Regions from separate parts of the Homo sapiens genome. Here region 2 is linked to region 1. A link is a loop called in an ENCODE intact Hi-C map of the cell type or tissue named here. Cell type or tissue: heart right ventricle. All regions are shown on one strand. Links, peaks and the distances in the headings refer to the core of each region. The heading gives the core; the rest is flanking DNA. Region 1 overlaps MRPL3 (mitochondrial ribosomal protein L3). Region 2 has its middle 14 kb from the start of NUDT16.

Evidence for each region. Hi-C counts contacts between places; a loop is a spot of excess contacts. Peaks named below come from ENCODE experiments on the same cell type or tissue, not always from the same donor. Only the 100,000 strongest peaks of a DNase experiment are listed, where the experiment ranks them.
Region 2: it touches region 1 in a loop (2.8-fold over the local background); 4 of 110 quality-filtered maps call a loop at or near these places.

The regions. Positions count from the first base shown.
Region 1 is chr3:131,466,374-131,469,206 of GRCh38, forward strand. It overlaps MRPL3 (mitochondrial ribosomal protein L3), which reads right to left. Exons shown (of 10, transcript NM_007208.4): 9 at 1,718-1,795. Among named protein-coding and RNA genes, the nearest start is that of SNORA58, 11 kb to the right of the region's middle. In heart right ventricle, for the core only: no CTCF peak of the experiment used is centred there; no DNase peak of the experiment used is centred there.
Region 2 is chr3:131,394,792-131,397,624 of GRCh38, forward strand. No RefSeq gene overlaps it. Among named protein-coding and RNA genes, the nearest start is that of NUDT16, 14 kb to the left of the region's middle. In heart right ventricle, for the core only: no CTCF peak of the experiment used is centred there; a DNase peak (open chromatin) is centred at 1,527.

The sequences.
Region 1 (2,833 bases), core at 110-2,609:
TCAGAGGTAAGAAAATTTGTATTAGGTTGGAATAAACCCCAGGCAGAATATTTATTTTCTATTTTATGGAAGTAAGTCTCTGAGAACTTAAAGAGTTTTTATTAAAATGTATCTGAGCTATCGGTACAAATTTTTTACTTTTTTCTTTTTTTTAAGAAAAACACTTAAAAGATATAATCAGAGCATGGTGTTAGTAATAATAAAAAAGCTCCCCCTCAAATGTCTACCTTTAACCACTTTTGATGATTCCAATTTTTACCTCATGTATTTCTGGTTTGTCAAAGTAACTCTTTTAAAAGCCAAAAAGCATTTTTTTTGGGGGGGGGTGGGGGCAGGGTTTACTTATAATTGACACATAATTGTACATATATATGTATGGTGTGATGTCTCAATAAATATACATTGTATAATGATAAAATCAGGATAACTAGCATATCCATTACTTTAAACATGTATCATTTCTTTTATGGTGATAACATTCAAAATCCTCTCTTCTACCTATATTGAAATATACCTTACTATTAGCTATAGTCAGTCACCCTACTATATAACAGAATACCGGAATGTATTCTTCCTAACTAACTCTGTGCTTGTAGACCACCTCCGCCAGCTCTCCTCCCCACTATTTTCCCCCAGCCTCTGGTAAAACCATTCTGTTCTCTACTTCTATGAAATCAACTTTTAGATTCTACATAAAAGTGAGATCATGCAATATTTGTCTTTCTGTGCCTAGCTTATTACACTTAACATAATGTCCTCCAGGTTTATCCATGTCACCACAAACAATAGCAATTCATTCTGTTTATGGCTGAAGATTATTCTAGCGTGTGTGTGCATTCTCTAGAATATTCTTCAGCCATACGCGCGCACACACACACACATACACACACACACACACACCCACCACATCTTCTTTATCCATTCATTTGTAGATGGGGCACTTTAAAAAGCTAACATGTTCCTTTTGGAAGGACAGAGATATACTGGTATTTTGGCAATAGTTTTCCAAATATCCTTCTCATATTCCTGAAGATCTTTCTGCTTACTGGCCTGATATGGTTTGGATTTTTGTCCCCGCCCAAATCTCATGTCAAATTGTAATCCCCAATGTTAGAAGAGGGGCCTGGTGGGAAGTGATTGGATCATGGGGGCAGACTTCCCCCTTGCTGTTCTCGTGATAGTGAGTTCTCACAAGATCTTGTTTAAAAATGTGTAGCACCTCCCCCTTCCCTCTCTTCCTCCTGCTCCAGCCATGTAAGACATGTCCATCTCTCCTTCCCCTTTTGCCATGATTGTAAGTTTCCTGAGGCCTCCCTAGCCATGCTTCCTGAACAGCCTGTGGAACCACGAGCCAATTAAACCTCTTTTATTTATAAATTACCCAATCTTAGGTATTTCTTTATAGGAGTCCATCCATTCTATTAGGATGGACTAATACACAGCCTTACCCTTTTTACAGGTTCTTGGTTTGAAAGAAATAGAATACAGGTTATCTTGTGCATTTTTTTCACTCAGGTGCTACTAAAAAGCAGAAAGATTCAGGAGAGAACATGTGGAAAAACAGCCATTTATTTATAAGCCACATATATGAGAAAAAGGAGACTTTATGGCAAATATCCACATATATAAACAATAGAAAATAAAGATAGTAATTTGTTAGCTTGCGAGTAAGAAACAAAAAAAAAAAAGGAAAAAAAAAGAAGACACTTATACTTACCTTTACTAAGCAATTTTTATGTCCAGGTACAGAGCCATTTACATAGATTATGTTGTGCTTTGTGTTTATTCTCCACACCTAAAGCATGAAATAAAACCAAAAATTTTAGGATATACTTGTATTAAAACAATGTTACTAAAAGCTGAGGATGTAAGTTGCTTGTAAAGTAATAAAAGATTATTACCAGTACTTCAGAATGTTGAATAAGAACTGAAAAACTTCAAGTCCTATGGATGACTTGTAATAGAAGACCATAGCAAATATATCTTATGGAAGTAGTAGAAAACTCTCATTTTAAATAGAGATGTGACTGAATGATCAAGACTATTTGGATATTTCAAAGGACTCTGTTGGCACCATTAACAATAACAAGTGGAAATTCAATTTTATTTTATTTTTAGTTAATACTAGCTTGCTGTAACTAGAGGCTGGAGAAGCCACAACCTCACTGATTCTAATTTCTAAAGTAAGTGGGCTGAGTAGATGGTCCTCAAAAAATCTTCATGTGGAGAAAAAACGTACATAAATGGGAGAGAATGATTGGTCAAAAAATGGTACTGAGAAAATAAAATATTTGGATAAGGAATCAAGTTTGACCCATGGCTCCTATCTAATAATGAATAAGTATTAAATATTACAAAAATTGAAATCACACACACGAAGAAAATACAGCAAATAGATGGTCTCTGATAAGTATAAATGTAATAGAAGGGGTAAAAAAAATCTTAGGTTTAATTATATAAAATTTGAAAACTTCTCCTGGTCAAAATTTATATATAAAAGGTATGCAGAATAGAGACTGGGAGGATATGCACCAAAATGTTTCCAGTGATTGTCTTTGGGTATTGTTCTTATTGGTGGCTTATTTTCTTCTTTGTACTTCCTACACTTTAAAACATACATGCAAACAAATATAAACATTAGTTGTTTAACAGAAATATAATTATACAGCATCCATTATAGTATAACTCAGTTTTACTTAGGTACATTTCTCATTGGTAGAGATTGAATTCAACTTCTCTTTTAAATATACACAGACATTTTTTATAAAAACGGATGTATATCATAATCCTTTTGTAGTGCTATTGTTTCCTCCTATTTTGATTGCCTCCCACT
Region 2 (2,833 bases), core at 73-2,572, 72 kb before region 1:
CTAGCAACTTACTACCATTACATTCAAATGATGGGTACAGAACAGATAAATTTACCTAAGGTACATGTTGAAGTTTGGAACTTAATTCTTATCGATTACCAAGTAATAAGGTTTTATTGGTTCCTAGAGACACTCCTCAGACCCTCTCCCACCTATTGGCTGATACCTGAAATTTTATCATTCATCTTCTTAGTGTGAAGGTCTATCTTTAAAAAAACTGTAGAATATTCATATTTTTTTCAATAGTGCTCAATACTAGAATAAATATCTTTATGTATTAGCTACATGGAGCTTTTAAAGATAACACTGGTGAGTTGAGAATATTGTTCCTGTTTCATGCTATCATATATATATATCATATATATAGTAGTATATATATCTCTATCTATATGAATGTATATCTGTGTGTGTGTATATATATATAAATATATATATACATATATATATTTATATATATGTGTATATATATATATATATATATATATATATATAGAGAGAGAGAGAGAGAGAGAGAGAGAGAGAGAGAGAGAAAAGGGTCTCACTCTGTCACCCAGGCTGGAGTGCAGTGGTGCGATCACAGCTGACTGCAGCCTTGACCTCCCTGGGTTCAGGTGACCCTTCCACCTCAGCCCCCACAAATAGCTACAGGTGTGTGCCACCACACCTGGCTAATTTTATATATATATATATATATATATATATACACATACATATATATATATATACATATATATATATATACATATATATATATATATATGTATATACATATATATATATATATACATATATATATATGTATATACATGTATATATATATACATATATATATATATATGTATATACATATATATATATATATATATATATACACACACATATATTTTTTGGTAGAGACAGGGTTTTGCCACGTTGCCCAGGCTGGTCTTGAATTCCTGGGCTCAAGTCATTCACCTGCCTCAGCCTCCCAAAGTGTTTAGATTACAGGCATGAGCCACCACACTTGGCCCATTATAACATTTTAAGGGAATTAAATTAGTAAATCGTCACTGCAGATCTGCTAGTATGACAGCTGGTGGCAATTTGTCATATGTTTGTTGTAGTGGGCAGGTTAAGCCTGCAAGTTCATATGTTATAGCCAATGGTATAACAAAAGTCTTTGCTAAAAATCTTAGGCAAGCCACATTTCCCTTGGAGCTCTGTATTGGATGTCAAGGTATTAAGTTAGTATCGGGGAAAAACCACAAAGTTTCAAGGATAAAAAATGGAGCGACAGAGGCATTACTAAAATGGAAACAAAATTATGTTCAGAAGGAGGCATGGGGCACCCTGGATTTTATTAAATAACAATTAATTGACATTCCATTAATTAACAATTACCACAATCATGCTCTATAACAACACACAATGTCAGCAGTGAGCAACATAATCATCTATTTAGCTTGTGTGTCTGCAGCCCTCCAGCTGGCCTGGAGTTAGCTATTCTGGGTTGGGCTTGGCTGGGACTGATTCTGCTGCATGTGTTTCTCATCCTTCTCCTGGGACCAGTGGGCTAGATCAAGATGTTCATCTCTTGGTTACAGCAGTGAAGCAAGGAACAATTACACAAGTGCTTTTCCAGCCATTAGTGATACCACACCCACTAACATTCCATTGGTGAAAGCAAGTCACATGGCTGAACCCAAAGTTAAGAGGCAGGGAAATATATTCTGCCTTTTGGTAAGAGGAACTTCAAAGTCAAATGCTAACAGGTGGGAATAGATACAAGGAGAGGTGGAGAATTAAAACTATTCATGCAGCCGGGCCTGGTGGCTCACGCGTATAATCCCAGCACTTTGGGAGGCCAAGGTGGGTGGATCACTTGAGGTCAGGAGTTCGAAACTAGCCTGACCAACATGGTGAAACCCCAACTCTACTAAAAATATAAAATTACCCAGGCATGGTGGCATACTCCTGTAATCCCAGCTACTTGGGAGGCTAAGGCCAGAGAATCACTTGAACCCAGGAGGCAGAGTTTGCAGTGAGCTGAGATCATGCCGTTGCACTCCAGCCTGGTCAATAAGAGTGACACTCCATCTCAAAAAACAAACAAACCAACAAAAAACTATTCATGCAATTTATCCCATATACTAAGATGTAAGTTATTTACAGCAGGTGTTATTTCCAGTAAACCAAGCCCATTGGAAGAATGGTGGATTTTTCAGGTATCATTAAATTTGGCTGAAAACCTCCCAGCTCTGCCTGTGATCTGCAATCTTGTCATTCCCAATTAGAACATTCTGGGCTGTGAAAAAACAGAATATTAAAAACTAGTAGAACTACCCAATTGTTTCCTGTCTTTTTGTTTTTAATTGAGATGTGGGCACCTGGGTGGTTTTGACCGAATTTCTTACTAGAAGAGGAAAACCTACTTCATAGCTTTATGTCAGGAACATGTATTAATAAATGCTGCTTGCCAATTATGGAAGACCAAACAAAATGGACAGGAAGAAAAGGGTGGGTAAGTTCACTAATAAACTTCATTCCGAACTTCCTTAAGCAAACCCATCTTCCCTTTCTTGTTGACAAAGCAAGCTAGAAAACTGACCTTTTGAAGTTAACCCTGTAGAAGTATGGGCACTCACCCTTAATTTCTACTGACCTATTCATTGGCTAATGGATATTAAGGTGTTTTGCCTGTCTGGTTGCCTCATTGATGTTGGACCTGTCAGGTGGGTGCCAGATCTAATTCTGATTCTGCATGACTTTCTGAGCAGTAACTGCTTAATTACTACTCATGGAGGCAGCCATAATGACTGGAACTCTATAGCTCAAATTCAGTGCTCACATACAA